Linked DNA regions of Homo sapiens: region 2 is linked to region 1. Evidence: read pairs that join two places in POLR2A ChIA-PET (ENCODE). Cell type or tissue: IMR-90. All regions are shown on one strand. Links, peaks and the distances in the headings refer to the core of each region. The heading gives the core; the rest is flanking DNA.

Region 1 (4,409 bases), core at 210-4,209:
AATTTTATATCATTGGAAATATCACTGTATCTCTAAATGATTTAATTTTATAAAAGTAATTTTATTCTTAGTAGTCAGGTCACTGGCTCTCCATGACATCATACTTCTCACTGCTAAAAGAACAGTCGTGGAAACTTTCAGGAGAAATACATGAATAAATTAACTGAGACAGACTTACATAAGTAATTATGAATCCCTTTCACATATATAAATATTGTATATGTACATGTGGCCATAAAAAATTTAAAATTTGAAATACTGGATAAAGTAATCTATTTCCTGAAGTTTAAAACAGTTCATAAGATTATGTTTATATGACTCAAAGACAAAGGTTCAATGGCTATATTGTACAGCAGGAATAGTTATAACGTCTGTCAACCGTATGTATATATTTTCTAAATACACACATTACGCAAAGAAATTACAAAACCTCAAAACTATAGTTCACCTAAAATAAATATGGCATTGTATACAGGGTGTTGGCTTGGTGCTAAGTAATTATGGGAAATAACGTGAATGTGATCCTTAAGTTACACAGGCTTATATCAGATTTCTGCAAAAATCATATAAAATTCCTTTTTCTAAGGGTCTGCAGGGGAAACACAGAATATTAATTTTCATGGTGTTCCATTCCAATATTTCTTTAAGAATTATATGTCTGGATAAGGCAGTTACTACATACTAGCATTAATATAGTTGAAAACATTTCATGAATTGAATGAGAATATTTCCATCCAAAAAGTGCCAAATAACAGGTCACCTCAAGTGAATGGAGAAAGGTATAATTATGGGTACATTTAATACCTGTAATGAATTGAAACTTTGAAAGCTTACCATTGTTTATATGTCATATACTGGTTATAAATAAATTTTTTAAAGGTATAGCACAAAGAGAACATTAAAACTTCAAAGATGTTATACTATATATATATATACTGTATTTGTTATACTATGATGACATACTATATTATTCAGTTATATTCAATCTTGACTGCCAAGCAAAATATATTTGCCTAACCTGAAATTATGGATTTTTATTTTCTTTTCTCTTCAAATTATTTGGATTTAAGCTAGCATTTATAACTAACAAAGTCTGATAGATGATCAGATAAAGACTAAGAAAAAATTCACATGCTATAAGTTAAGATATGAATTGATGGAGGAAAAAACACCACTCCGTAATAAGTTGAGGTGATAAAAATGTTCACTAAGATTTCATGGAAAAAGTGAAGTAATACTACTTTATGTTACTCAGATAAACTAAAAATAGTTCACAAGCAATGTTTTAACTTTTAAAAAATGTAAAAATAAACTTTTGGCCAATGTCATAGATCCCCAAAGACAAATTTTTAGAAGTCTAAGCACCAACGATATTTAAGTTGGAATGAATAGCACTGTTACTGTCTTTCAAGTCACAATAAAAACCTATGTAATAAACCCTGAATTTTCAACCATTTTAATGAATCTGCTTATTTATTATGTTGACCATTGCCAAGGATACTAAAGCAAATAAGCTTTTTAAATGTACTTATTCATTCATTCACTAGAAAACAAGATGTAGCAATTACATACTAAATATTGGTCAAAATAAGTGAAAAGTTAATAGAATCTTTTTCTATTTTTCTTTTTTTTTTTCTTTTTTTTAGACAGAGTCTCCCTCGGTCACCCAGGCTGGAGTGCAGTAGCCAAGCGTAGCTCACTGCAGCCTCAAAAGTCCTGAGCTCAAGTCATTCTCCCACCTCAGCCTCTGAAGTAGGTGGATCACAGGCGTGCACCACCACAGAAGGCTTAAACCATATAATCTTCAGAATCACATTGTCTGCTGAAATAATATGCTCTTAAAACCTAATTTGCTTTCATTGCAGTAATAAGCAAAATACTGTTAGTTGTACTATAAATACTTTTAAATTAAAATATTGTTTCACTTTTGTAATAGCCAGGTTTATTTTCTCAACATTTTCCAACCTAGATCATCAAAATAGCACCTTTTCGTCATACCTTAACCATCTTATTTTGTTTATTTTCATGGACATATTTGTAGTAAATATTTCTAAGTATTTATAATATGCAATATTTTGTTTAGAAAATTGATGCATGCTCAGTGTAGAGAAATTAGTAAACAGTGAAGTATAAATAAGCATTAGATATTCATATTTCCACTACAAATAAATGATCTCTGTTAATATTTTGGCATGACTTCTAATCTGGTTTGGCTGCATCCACACCCAAATCTCATCTTGAATTCCCACATGTTGTGGGAGGGACCTGGTAGGAGATGATTGAATCATTGGGATGGGTCTTTCCCATGCTGTTCTTGTGATAGTGAATAAGTCTCACAAGATATGATGGTTTTGTAAGAGGGAGTTTCCCTGAACAAACTCTCTCATTGCCGGATGCCATCCATGTAAGATGTGACTTGCTCCTCCTTGCCTTCCACCACGATTGTGAGGCCTCTCCAGCCACATGGAACTGTAAGTCCACTAAACCTCTTTCTTTTGTAAATTGCCCAGTCTCAGGTATGTCTTTATCAGCAGCATGAAAATGAACTAATACACCTTCTTTGAGACACAGATTTAGATATAAGCATGGGTCCAGGTATGAATATGGGTTAATAGGTAAATAGATATGTCTGAAGCAGGCAGTAAGGATACTCTTGCATGCCTGAGAAACTATAACCAATGGCTACAAAGAAGCATTTAGAAAAATGCTTAGATGCTGAAAAGTAATATGTGAGTATATGTAGGGTATATGAATCATGGTGATTATAATTATTTCCCAGCACCTTCTACTCCAAGTGTGGTCCACAGGCAGGTGTCATCAGCATTACCTAGGAGCTTGTCAGAGATGCAGAATGTCTCATTTCTTGCATATGAATCAGAATCTGCATTTTAACAATATTCTACTGATTTTCATATTAAAATTAAAATTTGATTCTCACATTAAAATTTGAGAAGCACTGGCTGGGCGCAGTGGCTCACACCTGTAATCCCAACACTTTGGGAGGCTGAGGCAGGCAGATCACGAGGTCAGGAGTTCGAGACTAGCCTGACCAACATGGTGAAACCCTGTCTCTACTAAAAATACAAAAATTAGCTGGGTGTAGTGGCGCACACCTGTAATCCCAGCTACTTGGGAGGTTGCAGTAAGCCAAGGTCACACCATTGAACTCCAGCCTGGATGACAGAGTGAGACTCCATCTCAAAAAAAAAAAAAAAAAATTTGAGAAGCACCACCCTAGATGCTTTGTGAGCCATATATAGCAAGTAGAGGTGGTGTATTAACATCAAACTTTTGGTTAGGCACAATAGGCACAAGTGTTTATGAGCCCACAGTACCTTAAGGGACTCATGAAATAGTTTTAATTTCTTTTAAAATCAAAATTTAAAAATAAACTTTTATATGGAAGAAAGTATTTTAATATGTAATCTTAGTATATTTCATCTTTATTTCAGTGCAACTCTAAAATACAATTTTAATATGTTTCTTTGTGGAGGAAGGGGCCCAGGAAAGCAAAAATTCCTAGCGCCCACATAAAGTGACAAATAACAAAACACCCCCCAAAATGAAGGAAATCCTGGGCAGCTGTCTCAGTGACATCTCCTTTTTTATCTCTGTCATTAACTGTTAGATCTACTTTTCAGAAAGAATTACAGATCCCCCCCAAAAAAGACCTTACTATAAATCAATCATTTGTATGCAATTTATATGCCTACTAATGTCCATAAATGTTCATTTTAAAAGAAAACCTATTGTACTTACTTTTAAAATGTCTTCTGTTTTTAAATTTGCATGATTTCACAGGTATTTTCAAATGCCAATAAACATTTCTCTAGCTGGGTTTTAATGACCACATTAAATTTCATGGTATAAAATATAAACTTCTAGTGAATTAGTTTCCACTTGTTGCTACTATGAGTAACACTATGATAAATAAATATCCTTGTCGCAAATCCATGATTATTTTCTTCAGCGAAATTCCTAAAGTGAAATTACTATATATACTTTTTAAACATGTATAGCTTTGGCTAACTTTCAATTTTGATAGTTTCAAACTTATAGAAAAGTTGCAGGAACCATGCAAGGAGCTCCTCCATTCCCTTTCCCTAGATACGTCAGTTTTGCCCCGTGCCCCATTTGCTTTGTGTTCTGAATTCTCTGTCTTGCTCTCTTTCTTTCTCTCTCTCTCTTTCTCCATCTGTCTATCTCTATCTGTATCTCTCTCTTCATCTCCCTCTTTCCCACGACCATTTGAGAGCAAGTTGATACAAATCTGTCCCTTAGCCACTGAATAAATATTTGGTGTGTTTTTCCCCAAAGCAAAGATGCTGTGTTATACGACCACGTGAACACAATTATGAAAATCAGGGAATTAACATGGGCATACTGCTATTATCTGTTGCACACTCCAT
Region 2 (4,409 bases), core at 340-4,339, 320 kb before region 1:
TAAAAAGTAGAAATCATTTTGCAAACATAAAGCTAAGGTGAAAAGTTATTTTAAATATATATATATATATATATAATTTTACTTTAAGTTCTGGGATACATGTGCAAATTGTGCAGGTTTGTTGTACAGGTATACATGTGCTATGGTGGTTTGCTGCACTTATCAGCCCATCATCTAGGGTTTTAAGCCCCGCATGCATTAGGTATTTGTCCTAATGCTATCCCTCCCCTAGCCCCTCACCCCCGATAGGCCTTGGTGTATGATGTTCCCCTACCTGTGTCCATGTGTTCTCATTGTTCAACTCCCACTTATGAGTGAGAACACGTGTTTTTCTGTTTCTGTGTTAGTTTGCTGAGAATGATGGTTTCTAGCTTCATCCATGTACCTGCAAAGGACATGAACTCATTCTTTTTTATGGCTACATAGTATTCCATGGTGCATATGTGCCACGTTTCCCTTATCCAGTCTATCAGATGGGCATTTGGGTTGTTTCCAAGTCTTTGCTATTGTAAATTGTGCTGCAATAAACATATTTTAATATACTTTGAATGAGATTTTGATATTAGACCAATGAATGTTCTCTTTACTCTTGGTGATTTAGAGCAACTAATCTTATCCACAAATTTCAAATAAGTTAGATTATGTTCTATTCTGTTTATGTAATAAATTGTTTTCAACAGAATATTATTATTAATAGAAATTCAATTTCCTGCTCTTCTCTCCTCTTTCTTCTACTTATACCCCTCTTTCACCAATAATTGTTGAACAGATTTAAAGAGGTTGTAAATTCAGATGCCTTTAGGGACTAGTCAGGAAATAAGGAGTTAACCTGGCCTGGTAGGGGCTGTGACCAGATTTACTGTCAAAGAAGGTGAGCTGATTTAGTTTAGCCAATTGTTACTTTGAAGATACTTGGGCATTTGACAAAATTTCTGAGATTATTTTTATTATAAGCTGGAAATTTGGATTTTTTTATATGAAAGCTTTCAACTTTAAAATGTTAGCAACTAATAAAAGCACTTTATAAAACACTATATAGGTAGACTAGGACATGTTTTATGACCAATTCAACAACTTGTGGCAGCATGTATTGGTCCACACCTAGTCATGAGGCACACAATGCTATGAGAGCACACAAAAAGGGAATCGAATCAAATATGGGGAATTTTAGTAGGTCCGTCAGTTAGGATTAGCTGGGTTATGTGCGATGACAAGGAACCCTAAACTCCAGTGGTTTACATAAACAAAGGTTTTTTTCTCCCTTGTGATATATGTCTATAATAGGTAAACAAGGAGGTTTTGCTTGTCATAATTAGAGATCCCGGCTGATAGAACAGGTCCTATCTGGAACATATGGCAGAAGGAAAAAAGACATGGCAAGCCTCACAATGGCTCTTTAAATGACACACATCATTTCAGCTTTCATGGCATTGGTCAAAAAGCTAGTCACATAGTATACAGTAAAGAATGTGGTCCTGCTTAAAGAGAGATCTGGCCTTTGCTCTCAGCTTCAGTTTGGTATGTCTTGGTTTAGTGTGAAAACTAACTACACCTGACAGTCTTAGGATGAGACATGGCCATGCCAGAAAGACCAGTCATGGGATTTAGAGTTACGGACTATGCAGTTTACTTTGGGTTATGCGGTATCAGTTGACTTGCAAACTAAGTACAACTGCTTGGACGACCAATAAATCAACCAGCCATGCCTATGTAATGAAGCCTCCATAAAAACTCTGGACATCAAAGCTTGAGTGAGCTTCCCTTGTTAGCAATATTCAAAACATATTGATACTAAGCGAGTAACGGGTCCCTCAGACAACAGAAGCCTTCTGTTTGGAATCCTCCAGACTCTGCTCCATGAGTCTCTTCCTTTGACTGATTTTTATCTGCGTTCTTTCTCTGTAATAAGCCACATATGTGAGTACAATAGCATTTGCCGAATTCTGTGACTCTTCTAATGAATTATCAAACCTGAGGATGGCTTTGAAAACCTCCCCAAACTTGCAGTTTGTGCTGAAAATGAGGGAAGCTTTGGGAGACTGTGCCTTAAAACTTCACAGTTTGGCTAACTCTGGGCACATGGTCGCTCCTCAGTTTAATCAGTTGGGAGTGTATATAGTTCCCTCAGTGAGAAACATTACGGGTAAGAAAACTGGAAAACTTACATTTTAATGCAATATGCCACAGTAGGATTTAGGGAAAAAATGATACCTGTACTCTGTCATAAAGGATATAGGAGTCAGCCAAGTAAAGAAAGTGGAGAAGTCTGTGCAAGGTTAGGGGCAGAGTACACGTAATCATGAAGTAGTGACGCAGCATGAGATGAGCAGAGAATTTACACACAGTTTTGATTCCCACATTAACCAATGGGGAGCAGGAAGTCTGGGCCGAGTCATAAAGGGCTTTACATCGTTAGGAAGATAAAAATGCTTAACAATAAGCAGGACTGACTGGGAAGAGGAATCTTGGACTGGGTCAGCCCTATGACGTCAGTACTAAAGATGGACACTAGGAGAAACTTCATCAGGAAGTCAGTGTGTGAGAGACAGCTAAGAGCAGACTCAGAGAAGCTCCATGTAGGAAGGCTTTTTATCTGGAGCACTCGTTGTTATTCAATCAAATGGGAACTTTATATTCTTAAGGGTTTGAAAATGCTTAACAAAATTAATTGTTCGCTCATCAAGATCTTTCCATTTTAGTGAATACGTTTAGTCCTCTTCCTTGGGGGAATTTAGAGCTGTTCTGGGACACTTGGCTCCCTGAATGTCTGGGTTTTGAAGAGGTGACCTGAAGACTTGAAGTCCAAGTGATAGAAATCTTTTTCTTCATGTATTAGTGGCCCTGGGAAATACAGCCAGACATATAAGGACCCAGAATACTGACATATTTGTGTTTCTGAAAAGTGTGCTCTTCTGGCAGATTGTTTTTAAGAAATAAGAGTGTTTGAATAATAATTTGCAATAGTAACTGGTATTCTTTTTCTTCAATGACCATCCTAATTCTAGCTACCTAGGGGAAATTGTTAGGGAAAAAAAGAGAAATAAATGATAAATTCTTAGTTTTAGAATTCTAAAAGTGCTCTCTAGCTACAAGAGATAAAGGGTTTATGAGGTATACAATCTTGCAGAAAAGTTTATTTTTTTCATCCAGACCATGAATTAAAAAGACCATAAGCACTCAAAGATAAATCAAGAGGGTAGATTTGACACTGTAACTTTAGGGGATGGTGCTCTGTTTAATTTTCCAGCCTCATCTCTTGGGAATAATAATAAAAAGGAACTCTTATTTGCAATGGGAAGCACAGAATAGAATAGACTGGTGTTTGGCGTTTACTACCAGACTCTGAAGTTTCGTCTATCAGAGCTGGCTGGGACCAATACTGATCTTAGGTCAGCATGATTATCTGCCGCTGGCTCTAAGTCTCCCCCAGGCTCATACATGCTTGGAAGATCAGTCACATCTTCTAGGAGGACCCACAAAAGCTAAGAGTGGACCATTAGATACAAAAGAATCTGATAGTTGGGACAAGGAGAACCCAGGGAATAATTTGCTTGACCTCAGTGACACATCAGTTAATTCAGAATGGACAGATTCTGATAGCAAAGCCTATGATGAGAAATTTGTCAACGTTGGTGAGTTTTGAATGGAAGTGGGCCTCACTTAAAAGACCAGATGACATGAGGAACATTTTTTGAGGGAAGCCAAAACAGAACTGAGATAGATCAAGGCCCAAAACAGTTCTCTTCCACACATACTTATGCATAGTGGAATTCAGCGCTTTTCCAACAGACAGATGAGTGGACAGGGCAAGACTGAAGATTTAAAAACACCATACATGCCATGATAACCTGCTCACTCATAACTCCACTGTTGACTCTCACCTAATCTCCAGACTTGTGTATCTAGCTGCCTACTCAACAACTCTAACTAGATGTTTAATTGGGATTGCAAACTGAACAGTTCCAAAACAGGAATATGTTTCAACTCTAACTAGGACTGGCTACACAATTTGGGGGCTCAGCACAAAATGAAAACATAGGACTCCTTGTTCAGAAAGTAAGAAAATAAATGACACTAAAGGCACTAAAATATTAAGCATTTTCCTTTCATCTACCTGGTCTCTCTCAACATGTTATGGTATTTTTTCTTCCACTGTGGTGCAAGGTCCCATAGGTCATTGAGTAGGGCAGGGAGTGTGAGGCAGGGCAGGGCCCAGGACATCTGCCAAAACCTGTTCTAGAGAAGTAGCGTCAGCCAGAGGCATAACCACACATGAGTAAAGGGACATATGAGGCTCCAAAGTCACATTGGAATTCATTACGAAACATAAAACTAAGAGAAAATGTCAAGATGGCAAATACAGAGAATTAAACCCCAAGTACGGGGCAATGTCGCCAGAAAGATTTGTG

Evidence for each region. Peaks named below come from ENCODE experiments on the same cell type or tissue, not always from the same donor. Only the 100,000 strongest peaks of a DNase experiment are listed, where the experiment ranks them.
Region 2: POLR2A ChIA-PET joins it to region 1 with 5 read pairs; 2 of 35 experiments call an interaction of 5 or more read pairs at or near these places.

The regions. Positions count from the first base shown.
Region 1 is chr7:115,308,439-115,312,847 of GRCh38, reverse strand. No RefSeq gene overlaps it. Among named protein-coding and RNA genes, the nearest start is that of LINC01392, 79 kb to the right of the region's middle. In IMR-90, for the core only: no CTCF peak of the experiment used is centred there; no DNase peak of the experiment used is centred there.
Region 2 is chr7:115,630,042-115,634,450 of GRCh38, reverse strand. No RefSeq gene overlaps it. Among named protein-coding and RNA genes, the nearest start is that of SNORA25B, 51 kb to the right of the region's middle. In IMR-90, for the core only: no CTCF peak of the experiment used is centred there; a DNase peak (open chromatin) is centred at 2,430.